Regions from separate parts of the Homo sapiens genome. Here region 2 is linked to region 1. A link is a loop called in an ENCODE intact Hi-C map of the cell type or tissue named here. Cell type or tissue: sigmoid colon. All regions are shown on one strand.

What was found. A loop is a pair of places that touch in the nucleus more often than their neighbours do. Peaks named below come from ENCODE experiments on the same cell type or tissue, not always from the same donor. Only the 100,000 strongest peaks of a DNase experiment are listed, where the experiment ranks them.
Region 2: a loop joins it to region 1, with 5 times the contacts of the local background. A loop is called at or near these places in 23 of 110 quality-filtered maps.

The regions. Positions count from the first base shown.
Region 1 is chr4:337,103-345,102 of GRCh38, reverse strand. It overlaps ZNF141 (zinc finger protein 141), which reads right to left and starts at 7,289. Exons shown (of 4, transcript NM_003441.4): 1 at 7,117-7,289; 2 at 1,195-1,321; 3 at 673-768. The coding sequence starts at 7,119. RefSeq lists enhancers at 7,440-7,539, 6,584-7,544, 7,650-8,000. In sigmoid colon, a CTCF peak has its summit at 4,877; DNase peaks (open chromatin) are centred at 7,422 and 7,992; H3K4me3 peaks cover 2,257 bases; H3K27ac peaks cover 1,315 bases.
Region 2 is chr4:237,983-245,982 of GRCh38, reverse strand. It overlaps the pseudogene ZNF876P. Among named protein-coding and RNA genes, the nearest start is that of ZNF732, 63 kb to the left of the region's middle. In sigmoid colon, CTCF peaks have their summits at 1,333 (motif pointing left) and 3,557 (motif pointing right); DNase peaks (open chromatin) are centred at 1,302 and 3,592; H3K4me3 peaks cover 516 bases; H3K27ac peaks cover 175 bases.

The sequences.
Region 1 (8,000 bases):
AAGAATACTTGAAAAAAATACTTTGACATACAGCTCCTCAGTAACACAAATATTCCAGTGTCTCCAAAAGCAATGGAACAGCAGTCACATCATGCAGCCCCTTATAAGCGATAAAGTGGACATTAGCTCTCCCTGTAAACTTAAAGGGAGATCACTAAAGAAAAAAGAGAATTCTTGGATTTAACAGCATGGAACAGAAGATGCCCCTATTTGTGAACATGAGAAAAAATGCAGCTTTTTCAGAAATTATTTTCACTGGAGCAGAGCTTCCCAAACTACCTGGTTTATTTTTTATTTTATTTTATTTTTTGAGACGGAGTCTAACTCTGTCACCAGGCTGGAGTGCAGTGGTGTGATCTTGGCTCACTGCAACCTCCGCCTCCTGGGTTCAAGTGATTCTCCTGCTTCAGCCTCCCGAGTAGCTGGGACTCCAGGTGCGCACCACCATGCCCAGCTAATTTTTGTATTTTTAGTAGAGACGGGGTTTCACCATGTTGGCCAGGATGATCTCGATCTCTTGACCTCGTGATCCGCCTGCCTCGGCCTCCCAAAGTCCTTGGATTACAGGCATGAGCCACTGCACCCGGCCCCAAACCACATTTTAAGGCCTGGCTTCCTTCTTGACCTTTGGTCCCCTTGCCTGTGCCCTCTCCTCCATTCACTCTCACCTACCTGGGGGTCTGGCTACGATCTTATGTATCTTCACATTGTAGGGCTCTTTTCTTTGCTCCAGACAGGTGACCAGGTCTGGGTTAGAGATAGCAACACCTGTTTTATTTTAAAAAAAATAATAACATGACTATTGATGGGGATTCTCCAATTACCAACCTAGTACTACGCTAAGCAGAATAGAGATATTATGGAAGATTCTAGAAAATTAATCCAAAAATTGTTTCCTGACAGAATCTTTAGAATATTTAAGTATTTTAAATCTGCGGGTTCTAAGTTCCACTACCAAGTACTACCGAATAAAAAATAAGTGGTGCAAATTGGATTTTAAGATGTGGGAAACAATATTTTATGTCATTGAATTTCTAGAATTACCACTAACCTAGAGTGAAGGACTCAAATTAGCTCAAGAAAAGAGAAGGTTTATGTAAAGATAAAACATAAAAGTTCCCAGGAGAAATTCTTCAAAGGAATAAAATAAAGCTCTGAGAAAAATTAGGAATTATGTATTGAAGTTATCCTCACCCAGGGAGACCAGGTTCCTGTAGTTCTCCAACATCACATCTCTATACAAATTCTGCTGGTCAGGGTCCAGGCATTTCCACTCTTCTGGAGAGAATTCTATGGCCACATCCCTGAATGTTAAGAGTTCCTGAAAATACAAATATATCAAGGGACATAGTTCTTTTTTTTTTTTTTTTTTTTTTTTGAGACGGAGTCTCGCTCTGTCACCCAGGCTGGAGTGCAGCGGCGCAGTCTCGGCTCACTGCAAGCTCCGCCTCCCAGGTTCACACCATTCTCCTGCCTCAGCCTCCCAAGTAGCTGGGACTACATGTGCCCGCCACCACGCCCAGCTGATTTTTTGTATTTTTAGTAGAGACGGGGTTTCACCATATTAGCCAGGATGGTCTTGATCTCCTGACCTTGTGATCCGCCCTCCTCGGCCTCCCACAGTGCTGGGATTACAGGCGTGAGCCACTGCGCCCAGCCGAAGGGACATAGTTCTTAATTTGACTACAGGTGAAATGAGTTGAGAGCGCTAGTTCTGACATGTGACTGACTGGGATTATCTGATAAAATAACTTTCAACGCAGTAATATTCTCTAAAGTATTCTATAGCTCTGCAGAAAAAGGATGGCATTCCAAGAGTTTCTGTTGCTGCAATAAAAATAATGGGCTACACTGACCTTCCCCTACCAAAATCAAGCAGAGTAGGCCCTGTGACCTCCTGGAACAAAGGGTGAACTCACCTTTCACTAAAGTATCTGGAAGCCCTCATGCTTCACCCTGGCCTTGCTGTAGAATCATGCAAGGAACTGATTTTAAAACATAAGGACTTTTTTAATCATGCAAGGAACTTTTTAAATACTTTTTTAATCATGCAAGGAACTTTTTTAATACTTTTTTAATCATGCAAGGAACTTTTTTAATACTTTTTTAACCACGCAAGGAACTGATTTTAAAAAATAAGGTCTCAGCCTTGGATCAGGAGATAATTGAAGTAGATCCTGACACTAAGGAAATGCTGAAGCTTTTGGACTTCGGCAGTCTGTTCAACCTTCAGGTCACTCAGCCTACAGTTGGGATGAATTTCAAAATGCCTCGGGGACCTGTTTGAATTTTTTCTGTAGTGCTGTATTATTTTCAATAAATCTGGGACAACAACAATCAAAAATAAAATAAATAAGGACTTTTCACCCAGAACAATGGACAGGATCTGTGGGCAGAACACAGCTGATGGTTTCTCTTCAAACTGTCCATGTGATCCTACTGGAAGACTGGGCTGAGAGTCACTTAGCTAAGCACTGCCTCTCAAGCTTCATTGTACATATACATTATTTGATATTGTAGGCCTCACTGTAAGTAACAAAATTCTGCAGGTTTGAAAAGGGTCCATGAATTAGCTTTTTACAGCAAGTCTCCTGTTAATGCTGACGCTCCTCCCTCTAGACCCATTATAGTACCACTCAGTTAGAGAAAGCAGACACAGCACACAGAGTCCCTTACCCCAACACCGTTATCACAACACAAATACTTTTCATCCCAAGACCACCAATCATCATCTTCAAACATGGCATTCTCTGCAGACCCTATAAGGTTACAGAAGTTGGAGACGGTGGCAATGTCTGAGTAAGTCTGTATCTGAAAAACAACATGTGCATCTGCATTAATGCCATCTTTATGGGGCATGTAATATGTGCTCAGATGTATGTCACAGAGCACTGTGATGGGAAGCTCATATTATGTGTGTTAATTCTCATAACATCCTGGGAGGTAGACACTAGGTGTCCCATACTTCCCAGATTTAAAGGCAGGGCCCAGAATTTCCATTTCCTTTCTGTTTCCCCTGACTTTTTAAAAAAATGTATAGAATAATAGCTAAATATAAATAGATGGGAGAGAGCCAAAGAAAGTGTTAAGTACAATTCAGAGGAATTTTTTTATTTTTGTGTTTGTATTTACTTTGAGACTTGTAAGAAAAAGCCACTGAAACTGCAGGGATAGAGAACAGGTTGCTGGGTGGGATGTCTCTAGAAACATTAGTTTTAATTTTATAGAAAAGATTTAAGGCCCCAAAGTATATAGCTTTTCCCTATTTATTGGCTTTTGGGTTTCAGAAAATTGTGGGCACCAGCTCTGGAGAGGAGACTGGAGTAGCCACCCTAAACTCTGATCTCCTCTATTAATCAGTTCTGTGAGAGATTTCAGTGTTGGCTCAGACCTGGACAAGGATCAGAAGAGGGTAGATCTGGGCAGGGATGGGACAGAAAGTGGGCCCTAGGCTTCTGCTCTCTATGTCACTAAGTACTTTCGGTTTTGTCTTTTCTAAGCCTGCCCAAGAGAAATTTGATTCCCAGAATTTGTGAAATTTTAATCTATTTTAGCCACTTCTCTGTCTTTTGTATAACATACAGTAACAAGGAATTTAACCAAAACCCTTATGTTTCTCTAGAACAATTATATTAGAAGCTAAATATTTATTCTTAGCAAGGTAAACACAATACAAATAATAACAACTTCTCTTCTGTCAATGAATAGCCATTCACATAATGGCATCAAAACTCACAAAACAGGCTGGGCACGGTGGCTCACGCCTGTAATCTCAGCACTTTGGGAGGCTGAGGCGGGTGGATCACAAGGTCAGGAGTTCAAGACCAGCCTGGCCAATATGGTGAAACCCCATCTCTACTACAAAATATAAAAAATCCGCCGGGCATGGTGGCGTGCGCCTGTAATCCCAGCTACTCGGAGGCAGGAGAATTGCTTGAACCTGGGAGGCGGAGGTTGCAGTGAGCCGAGATCGCACCACTGCACCCCAGCCTGGCGACAGAGCGAGATTCTGTCTCAAAAAAAAAAAAAAGAAAAATGTTTTTTTGACCTAAAAGGAAAAAGGTGGGGTAAACATAATATAAGAAGAGAGTTTATTTGGGCCAAAGCTTGAAGATTGCAACCCTGGACTATAAAGCTGCCCTGAATATACACTCCAATTAGAAGCAGTTACAAGTATATTTTTAAAGGCAAAAAGAAAGGCAGACGGAACTGATAGAAAGCTGTCAGAAATTCTTATTGGTTTATAGAAGTAACATTGGTTAGTGATTGGCTATGTACGTTGTTAAGCTATAAGGTGTGGGTTATAGTGTCCAGTATGGCATTATTAGGTTAATTTATATCCACTTGTGGCAATAGCAAACAACTTCAAAAGACAAACAGTTCAAAGAGGGGAACGGTAGGACTGTGGTCTCATTTTAACACATCACTTGGTCTCGTAATTAAAAGAACTTGTATTTCTCAAACAAAAGTTCTGTTCTTCTCTCAAATCCCAGGACATAAACTCAGAATTTGGAACTGCACATTTAAGACTTGGAGGGCTGGTAAGCACATTTGTGGGCATTTGGGCAAGGGGAGAAGGGAGAGAATGGAAGTTCTCAGGTTTAATCAATGCACATGTGTGAACCTCGCTGGATTTATGGGCCCCATGATTTCTGAATCAGTGTCAGATCTGAAGATCATTGGCACACTGAAAGAGGTGGAAAAACTGATCGCTATCCTAAAAAGTCATTTTTGTAGAAATCTAGTCAAACTGCTATAGAAGGGATTGTAGATCCCAAATAGAGAGATCATTTTGTTTGCAGCTTTGGGGAGCACTTTGCTGCACTTCGTGCACTTTGCTGCACAACTGTGGGTTGTGACTGGAATCCTGAGAAAGAAGGTTCTTCTCTAAAACGAAGCCTGGTGGGCACTTTGTGTATAACATCTAGTAATTCTTGACAGCGTGTGGAAAATATAACAGCAAAATCATCTACAATCCTAAAATACTGTCCAAAATAATAGAACAGCAAGAAAATGTGTTGTTAGAGAATTAAACAAAATGTGGTGTGCATTACAGGCAGTCTACTAAGAGACTGCCAAAACAAAGAAAGTCACCATAATTAGCTCTCAAGTAGAAGACTTGACAGTACCATGTATCATACATAGTTTATTACACTTTCACCTAGTAATTTGGGAGGTCATCCGGGTTTCCTAATTGGTAATATTCAAAGGGAAAATAAACTTCCCACAGCTTCAGGACAGGAGGTAGATTTGATATGTGAAGGCAGGTACCTGCTGAAGGCAGCCTCCTACTCTGCTACAGAAATTGCGGAATAGGTTATATATTCTTGCTATGCACATTTCAAAGCAATAGTTTCCATGTCCTAAAGACAATTTTGAGTCAAAAAAGACAAATCACCTAGTTAACAGATTAAAATGAGTTATATATATTTCAAAGAAGCAGAGAAAATATTTAAATATAAAAGTTTTCAAACTAAATGCTTTAAGGGAGAAGAGTAAAAATTCTTTCCTCATTCTAAAGAGAAAGCATTAAGCCTCTTCTGATTTGTATTTGGTCCTACAACAGGCAGGTCTAAAGGCATGGTCTTGAACTCACTAACGTTGAATTCTTGTAGCACATGAGGGATGCACTTGAGCAAACTGTGTGCACAGGAAAGAGGATTTGTGGGGAAGAAAAGAGCAGAAGAAAGGTGCTATCAAGAGCCTTGAGTGGGGGCAAGGCAGGATTGACGAAAGGACTGGTTTGTGCTACAAGTTCAGGCCCAGGCAGGGCTAAGCTCTAACTGATTCCTGAGCCCATAAAGGCAGAGGAGATTAGGATCAGGTGGTCCAAAAGCCTGGGTGGGTGAAGAAAACAGATTCCTGCTACAGATCTGGGGTTAAAATGAACCAGGAGTCTTCTGGGCACTGTGTGTGTTCTTGGGAGAAAAACCTAGGAGCAAAGCTGCCATGGGCACAATTCCTGAGGGTAGAACCCTGTCCTGGGACAAGTGTGGCCGTGCGAATGCCCAATGGGCGGGCTCAGGAGTGGGTTAGCATTGGGTGGGGGCTGGCAGCAGGGTGCAGGGAAGGGATGTTTCTCAGAACTCCTTTCCTCCAAGTTCTCAGCGCCCTCTCTCCCCGGGAGGAGACCTGGAGGAACAGAACAGTGCGCAGCAGGACAGTGCATGTGCAGAACCCGGCTGGTCTCCCGCGGACACCTGCGACTCCCTCCAGCCCAGGCTCAGCCATGTCTTTCTTCTGACAGGAAACGTGAGGAGTTTGCTCAACACCAGTCAATGCTCCGACCCCAACGGGCTGTCCAACAACTCACTAACGACACCACCCGGAGTCAGCACAGACCCCACAAGCTCAGCGCTCTTCCCGCAGCTGCCCCCCTGCAGACGCCAGTCCCTGCCTCTGGACACCCGTCTTCATTTCTGAACACCTGTCTACAAACCAGGGGCCCACACCCTCCTCAAGTTCAATAATATGACAGAACTACTCACAGAACTCAGCGAAGCGCTGTGCGCGCCCACACTAGCGTATTCTAAAAGATGCCACTCAGGAACAGCCACGCGGAGGAGGCGCACAGGGCAAGGAGACTGGTGGGCAAGTTGGAGCGGGCGGGTGATTTGCTTCGCTTCCTCACACACCTCACAAAAGCTTTTCCTTCAAGACCCGCTGGCAGCCCCCAAACCACGAGCCACGGCCGGCGCTGTCCCATTAATGAGTCCCCATTTGCTCACATGAACTCTGTTTTGATGGGGCCTCGATCTCATTCCGAACAGGGTAAAGCAGGGACGGGATCCCCAGACCACAGCTTCTCCCACAGCTCCTCCCACGCCGGCATCGCGCACGCCGCGCGGGCGGCTTCCAGATAAGCTACTCCTCACCCCACAGCCTGGGGAAGGTGCGGGGCTGCGGGCGCAGAGCTGCACAAGGAGGGCTGCAGGCTGGGCCAGAGCCGCTGTGCGGGGACCGACAGGAGCCCAGGTCCCTCACCGGAGGGTACTGAGGCCCCAGGGCTGAGCGGCGGCAGCGGGGACTCCGTTCGCAGACTCGGTCCCGCCGCCATTTCCCGCCAGCTCCGATGAGACCTCCTCAGCCTTGGGACGCCCTGCCCCGCACACTCACCATTTCCCCACTTCTGAAGTATTCGGGAGTCTTAGCTACCAATCATCCAATACCCGCAGGTCACAGAGCGACGGAGGCTGAGCTGTGGCCGAATCACCAAGGCCTCCCACAACTGAGAACGCAGAGAGATGAAGCCCCTAACCCGCGGTCTGGTAGTAGCCAGACGCAAAGACCCGCGCCACATCCCGGAAGCCACCGCCTCCTCTCTGGCTGCGTGCCTGATTGGGCAGTTTTCACTCCAGTGCGCTGATTGGATACGGCTCCAATCTCCCCGCCATCAGACCTTGAGTGACAGAAGTTGCAACCACATACTCCACGGAATGTGGCGAGAGTGACAGCCGGGGGGCCTCCAGGCAGTTTCAGGCGGGGCTTTCTCTTCGTGCTTGGCCTGGCACAGCCCAGGGGTCATTTTTTAACCTTGTGATGTGTAAGGTGACGTCCATTTAGAAATTATACACGCACGCACACACACAGACATATACGCGCGCGCGCACACACAGACGCGCGCACGTACGCAGTCTCACATAAACATACAAAAGTCACAGACACACACACACACACACGCACGCACCCACGCACGCACAGCCCATCCTTCCTCCAAGGCTCGCGAATCATCTCTCCACAAATCCTGCCTTCGGGGCCGCAGCCTGCAGGCCGACCTCAGTCCGTCCTCACAGAGCCTAGTTGGGTGCACAGCTCTCCCTGACGCGCGAGGAGCAGGTTCACGGGAGTCGGTCGCGCATCCCCAGCGCCCTGCGGGCCTCGCACCGGCTGTGGCGGTGACCCCGGTGAGGAGGGCTTTGGTGCGGGTCACCGTTGCTGAGGACACCCTCCTCCCCCGGAAGCGCGGTCCTGGGGGTCTGGGGGGCGGGTCCCTGACCGCT
Region 2 (8,000 bases), 99 kb after region 1:
TAAAACAGAAAGATATTCTGACACATCTTACAAAAACAAAGCCTGAGAACATTACATTATATAAAATAGTCAAAAAGAAACAGACATTATATAATTACACTAATAAGAATATGGAAATCAGCCAAAATTATAGAAACAGTAAGTAAAACGGTGTTCTTCAGGAGCTGAAGAAAAAGAAAAAAAGGGCAGTTTATTGTTTATAACGTATTAAATTTTACTTTTGTAAGATAAAATTAATCTAGAGATCCATTGCAGAAAAAAAAAAAGTAAACGTACTTAATACCACTAGACTGTATGCTTGAAAATCTTTAATGTAGGGAAGAGAGAGATCAGACTGTTTACTGTGTCTATGTAGAAAAGGAAGACATAAGAAACCCCATTTTGATCTGTATTTTGAATAATGATGTTCAAAATTCTCTGTTGGAGAATGTGCAGTAGCAAAAATCAAAAGTTGGAGTGGGGTCAAGTGACCTATTCTATTTAACTTGTGCTCAGTGAATTTTTTCTTCAACTAATTTAATTTTTTAAGTTGCTTCTGGAGTTAATGTTCTTTTACTATTCAATTTCGGATCCCCTCTTTAGAGAACAAATTTGACATGGCATAAGTAGGGACGCCTAGAGTTGGCCAAATTTAATTAATATCTCCTAGCAACTTTTGAAAGTCATTTAATGTTTTTACAGTGAGCCAAGATCCCGCCATTGCACTCCAGCCTGGGTGACAAGAACGAGACTCCATCTCAAAAAAAAAAAAAAAAAAAGAAAAAGAAAAAGAAACTCATTTAATGTTTTAAATGTGTCTTTTCTTATTTCTGTTTTTTGTGGTTTAATTTTCTTTTCCTCTACATGCATCCCTAAGTAATGGAAAGGAGTAGAGGTTTGAATCTTATCAGATGCTCTTGTCAGTCCTGGGTTGGCAACCTCTGCAGAAATGTGTAACAGTCAATTAATTTCTCTCTTGTTTCTGCAGCACACAAAATATCAACATAATGATATAACAGTCTGAAAACTTGTCTGTAACTTGTTGAAGAACTTCAGCTACAAAAGTCTGACAAATAGTTGGACTATTAAGCATTCCCTGAGGCAACACTTTCCACTGAATTCTGGTGGCTGGTTATTATTTATGGCTGGTGTAGTAAAAGCAAATTTTTCAAAATCCTGTTTTGCCAGAGAAATGGTAAAAAAGCAATCCTTCTGATCAATTATAATTAAAGGCCAATCTTTGGTGATCCTGGCCAGATAGGGCAACCTGGGTTGGAGAGCCCCCATGGGTTGAATTACAGCATTAATAGCTCTTAAGTCAGTCAGCATGCGCCATCTGCCGGATTTTTTCTGAATTACAAACAGGAGAATTCCACGGCGAAAATGAAGGCTCACTATGTCCCTTTTCTAATCGTTCCTTTGCGAGTAAGTGTAAAGCCTCCAGCTTTTGTTTTGGTAGAGGCCAATGATTTACCCATACAGGTTTTTCTGTTTTCCAAGTCAACGGAATGGGTTTTGGAGGCTCTAGAGTGGCCACTCCTAAAAAGGATACCGTATTCCTTTTCTTTCTTGATTTCCCTCAACCTCAGTTGGGACTTTAATGCTGCCTCCATTCTTCCCTAGTCCCCTTTTAGGGAGATATCCCATTTTACTCATGATTTTTTTGACTCATGGGGCTGTATAGGGAGGCTGGGATAGTAATCTCTGCATGCCACTGTTCTAACAAGTCTCGGCCCCATAAGTTGATTTGAATAGAAGTGATCATGGGTTGAACTGTACTTTCTTGATTATCAGGTCCTAGACAATGTAAAATCATGGCACTTTGATACACTTCTGAGGCGGTGCCCACACCGACAAATCCTGTAACAGGCTTTTGTTTAGGCCAATTTTTTGGCCATCTATTTAAGGCAATGATAGAGACATCAGCCCCGGTATCCACTAATCTTTCAAACTGCTTTTCCTGAATAGTGACTGTACACACGGGTCTATCCTCTGAGACCCGATTATCCCAATAAGCAGCTTTTCCGGCAGGGTTGGTACTTCCAAACCCTCCTGTTCTGTTTTCTTTTCCCCAATTTGAATATAAGGCAAAAGCAGTATTTGAGCAATTCTATCATCACCTGGATTGTCGCTCCAGGGAACAGTGGAGCTGATCACTAACTGAATTTCCCCTTTATAATTTGAATCAATTACCCCAGTATGAATTTGGACTCCCTTCAAATTTAGACTTGATCTCCCTAAAATAAGGCCTACTGTCCCTTCTGGCAGTGGGCCATATGCCCCTGTAGGAGGAATCTTTTGTTGGGGCTCTCCAGGGAGTAAAGAGACCATTTGAGCGGCACATAAATCTGCTGTGCTGCCTGCTGTGGCAGGGGACAGCTGTTGTATTGTTGTAATCGGTTGACTCCCTGAAGTGGTGGTATTTGCTGTGGGGGTTGTCCCTGAAAACCCTGAGGAACAAACAGCTGAATAAGGAATGCACCAGTTTGTGGCGGGGCCTGAGACTGGCCCCTCTTCCCATTTCCCGACAATGGTTGCCGATTTTTATCAAATTTAGAATGACATTGATTAGCCCAATGTTTTTCTTTTCCACGTCTTGGACACAGGCCAGGTGGCTCTTTATTTTTTGCTGTAATAGCTTATTATATTCTGTTTATTTAGGACTGGGCAGTTCTTTTTTAGATGACCAATTTGAACACAATTATAATATTTTCCCCCAAATGTTCTAACTTGTCCTCCTAAAGTGACCCCCGTCATTGCTCGAGCCATTAGCATAGCCTTATGCATAGCTCCTCCAATCCCATCACAAGCCTTCACATATTCTATAATTACATCAATTCCTGCTGGAACTTTTCCTTTTAATGGCTTTATGGCCAACTGACATTCTGGATTTGCATTCGATAGGCCATTAATTCTACAATAACTTTTTGGGTGTTATCATCTGTAATAGATTTTTGAGCAGCATCTTGCAATCTTGCCACAAAGTCAGGATATGGCTCTTTAGAGCCTTGTCTAATTGAATTAAAAGAAGGGCAGGCTGTTCCTGGGTCCTGAATTTTTTCCCAGGCCCTGAGGCAAATAGCCCTTACTTGTTCAATAGCCTCATTCTGCATTACTGATTTTTGGTTAATGGTGCTCCACTTTGGACCTGTTCCTAACAATTGGTCTACATCTATATTAACAGTGGGATTTGTAGCCTGATTTTTTCGTACCTGTTCTTGTACTCCATTCCATCAATCCACCAGGTTTTAAACTGTAAATGAGAGGGTGAAAGGGAAGATTTAGCCAAAATTTCCCAATCATAAGGAATAAGTCTATTTCCATGAACAATGGAATCTAATAATGTTCTCATGTAAGGGGAGTTGGGTCCATATTGTTTATAACTCCTTTCTTCATATCTTTTAACATTTTCAAGGTGAAAGATTCATATCTAGCCTCAGCTTGGGTAGGCACTCCTACTTGTCTCTTCCCCGGCTGGTACCGGTTGTAAAATTACTGGGAACTGCCATGCCTCAAGATCTCCCTGTTTTCTGGCTTAATCAATGATTTCATACAGTGTGCTACATTGTCCACTAGGTGGTGCTGTAGGATTAAGCGCCACCGCCGTGGGTTGCTGAAGCTGAGATAAGAGGCATATTTACTTTCAGTTTGTCCCATCGTTACCCTGGGTTCCTTTGAGCGCACAAGCTTACCGCAAGGCTGACCGTGGATGTACTCAGGAATCTCTCGTCGACTTGTCCTCACTGCTCATGTTCTTAGCGTACCTTCACCCTAGAGAAAGGCACCCACGTTGGGTGGCAGATGAAGGCGTGGCCTGCCCCTCCACACCTGTGGGTATTTCTCATCAGGTGGTATGAGAGACTGAGAAAAGAAATAAGACACAGACACAAAGTATAGAGAAAGAACAGTGGGCCCAGGAGACCGGTGCTCAACATACGGAGGACCTGCACCGGCACCAGTCTCTGAGTTTCCTCAGTGTTTGTTTATTAATTACTATTTTCACTATCTCAGCAAGGGGAATGTGGCAGGAAAACAGGGTGACAGTGGGGAGAAGGTCAGCAAGAAAACATGTGAGCAAAGGGATCTGTGTCACAAATAAGTTCAAGGGAAGGTACTATGCCTGGATGTGCACGTAGGCCAGATTTATGTTTCTCTCCACCCAAACATCTCAGTGTAGCAAAGAGTAACAGAGCAGCATTGCCACCAGCATATCTTGCCTCCAGCCACAGGGCGGTTTTCTCCTATCTCAGAATAGAATAAATGTATGATCGGGTTTTACACTGAGACATTGCGTTCCCAGGGGCATGCAGGAGACAGAGGCCTTCCTCTTATCTCAACTGCAAGAGGCCTTCCTCTTTTACTAATCGTCCTCAGCACAGACCCTTTATGGGTGTCAGGCTGGGGGATGGTCAGGTCTTTCCCTTCCCACGAGGCCATATCTCAGGCTGTCTCAGTTGGGGGAAACCTTGAACAATACCCAGGCTTTCTTGGGCAGATGTCCTTGCGGCTTACCGCAGTGCATTGTGCCCCTGGTTAATTGAGAATGGAGAATGGTGATGACTTTTACCAAGCATACTGCCTGTAAACATATTGTTAACAAGGCATGGCCTTCACAGCCCTAGATCCCTTAAACCTTGATTCCATACAGCACATGTTTCTGTGAGCACAGGGTTGGGGCTAAAGTTACAGATTAACAGCATCTCAAGGCAAAACAATTGTTCAAAAGACAGATCAAAATGGAGTTTGTTATGTTTTCCTTTTCTACATAGACACAGTAACAGTCTGATCTCTCTTTCTTTTCCCTGGCATTTTCATGTTTTTCATCACAATTAAATATTTAGATCTACCTAAAAAGGTTACAGTCTTTAAAAATCACCTTCAAGTAAGAAAAGTGTTTCTCTCACAGAATAACATAATAAAATAATAGATGGTAATTTTACACTGACTACTCACCCACACAAGAAAACAATGATGAACACCCAAGTAAATAAATACTTTATTTATTTATTTATTTTTTTGAGATGGAGTCTTGCTCTGTCACCCAGGCTGGAGTGCAGTGGTGCGATCTCGGCTCACTGCAAGCTCCACCTCCCGGGTTCACGCCATTCTCCCGCCTCAGCCTCCTGAGTAGCTGGGACTACAGGCAACCACCACCACGCCTGGCCCAATTTTGTTTTTGTATTTTTAGTAGAAATGGGGTTTCCCCATGTTAGCCAGGATGGTCTCGATCTCCTGACCTTGTGATCCGCCCGCCTCGGCCTCCGAAAGTGCTGGGATTACAGGCGTGAGCCACTGTGCCTGGCTGATAAATAATTTATAAACAACGTAGGGGCAATATATATACAGGCAAATACCACATAGATAACTTTCTTGGCAAGAGAAATGTCTGATTTATATATATGTTTTTTAATTTGCTCGAAGTGAAACCCAATGATATTTATTTGAATTAAACACCACATGGTCATAAGAGGTAGAGAGGTTGTTGTTGTTGTTGTTGTTTTGAGACATTGTTTCACACTTGTTGCCCAGGCTGGTGGGCAATGTTGCAATCTTGGCTCACTGAAACCTCCGCCTCCTGGGTTCAAGTGATTCTCCTGCCTCAGCCTCCCAAGTAGCTGGGATTACAGGCATGCGTCACTACGCCTGGCTAATTTTGTGTTTTTAGTAGAGACAGGGTTTCTCCACATTGGTCAGGCTGGTCTTGAACTCCTGGCCTTATGATCTGCCCGCCTTGAGTTCCCAAAGTGCTGGGATTACAGGCATGAGACACTGCCCCTGGCCAAGGTACAGGGTTTAAAGTTACCATACAAATATAAAGATTAAAAACAAACCACTAAAATGGGGTTGAAAACAAGAATAAAAATTTCTGACCTTTAAAATATTGAATATCATATAGATGTATCATAAAAACAATCCTTTACAGTTTTCAACTGTGACTATGTACTTATGAAGAGCTGGCATTTTGAATCTTTGGCATTCAAGGTACAGCAATAAAAGAAAATAATCTCAATAATTAATAAAATGCTCTGATGAGAATGAGGCATTTCAATACATTTACTTATTCCACAATTTGAAAATTTAAGCATTTTATTTCAGACATTTTGAATTTGAAATAAAAAATATTTGACACAGAACAATCAAAGTAAAACATACAAGGGGAGTGACATAGCAAGATGGCAGAATAGGAGGTTCTCTACCTAAATCTTATATGGTTATAAAAAAATGCAGCAGTTATGCCCTGGCAAATGAACCTTTATAGGAACTTTGGAATCCATGTCAAAAGGTGTAAACCCAAGACAGGAGGGCTGTATTGAGAGGGCATGCCCTTGCTTGAGTGGCATGCTTGCCCATCATAGTCCCAGCTACAAAATAAAATATGATTAATTCTCATTGTAAGTATAGCTGTAGGCCATTTGGTTTTGTTTATGCCACTAGCACCATCTGCCAAGACACCAAGGAGGATTCATAATGTCCTGTGTCTCAGGTGAAAGGACTTTAGATGTTGCTCCTCTCTGTAGTCTCCTAATTAGCCCCTTGCACACATCTATCATGATGTGGAAGAAATCCTGCACATGCAGGAACCGACAGAAACATCCATCTGTGCCCCTGGATGTAGGCTTGCCGATATTTATTTAATGGTGGATCTTGATGTGGCACTATCATCTGGCTCCCAGTCCATGAAACCAAAGTCCAGAAGCAGTTTTTCCTAACCTGGGACCTGCCAAAAAACACACCTATATGTGCCCCTGTAGGCATGCTGGCTGACTTTATTCCCACTGTGAATCTTGAAGCAGTCCTAAAACCCAGCTCCAGTCCCAAAACCTACCTCCAGTCCCAAAACCTACCTCCAGTCCCTGTCAACTAAAGTCTGGGAGCAGTCCTGCCCACCCAGGAATCTGGAGGGAGAAATGCCGTGAACCCAGAAACAAACCTGAAGACTTTGGTCTCAGCTGTGTATCCTGAAGCAGCCCTATGAATCAGTTCCACACCCTCTCAGCTGTGACCAAGGGTCAGTACTTCTCATCTAGGAATCTGTCCAATGACTGGGTTAGAAGATTTCTAAAAACCCAGCAAGAGCCACACAGCAGAAGCCATACCTGCTCACATGGATTATATCAGCTCTGTCATCTGCATATACAACTGGAGACTTTTTTTTCTCAGCACCAGTCTTACTGATCAAGATCCTGAAGAAAGTTCAGTCTTCCTAGAAAATAGACAGAATCCACAACAGTCTGATGCCCTAATAACAGGTCTGCCAAGCATGAACTTCACTGTGATCCAGATCCAATGCACCTTACTGCAAACTCACTGGAAATCTCATCAGCACAGAGATCCAATAGGAGAAAATATTTACCACCCCAAACTAATCTATAATGACTGCAAGAGATATTTACTCCTTCAGATGCAAGGACATAAAAACAAGGCATCACAGACCATGAAAGATCAGGCAAATGTAACACCACCAAAAGAAACTAAAAATTCTCTAGTAACCACTTACAGTAAAACACAGATCTAAAAAATGGCTAAGAATTCAAAATAATTATCTTAAAGAATCTCAATGAGATGCAAAAAAACCACACATTACTAAATTTTTTTTGCAACAACGTATGAACAGAATCACAATTATAATAAAGAGAAACCATTAAAACAGAACCAGTTAGATATGCTGGAGCTGAAGTACACAATAGGAGATCTAAAATATTTAAGAGAAAGCTTTAACAGGAGACTCCGTTATACAGGAAAAAAAAAATCAGCAAATGTAAAAGTTATTTGAAAGTTCCTAGTTAGAATTTAAAAAAAGAATGCGAGTGAATAAAGCATTTGTCCCCCATATTTCATAATCAATGGTAAGGATGTACAATTTTAGGAGGTTCATGAGAAAGAAAAAAATTTTTAAATTGTTTAAAGATATAATGTCTTAAATTCTTCCCAATCTTGGAAGGAATATAGATATTAAATTTAAAAGCTCAAAATGTCTATAGCAAGAAGAATCTAACAGAAATTGTCCAGAACACATTATA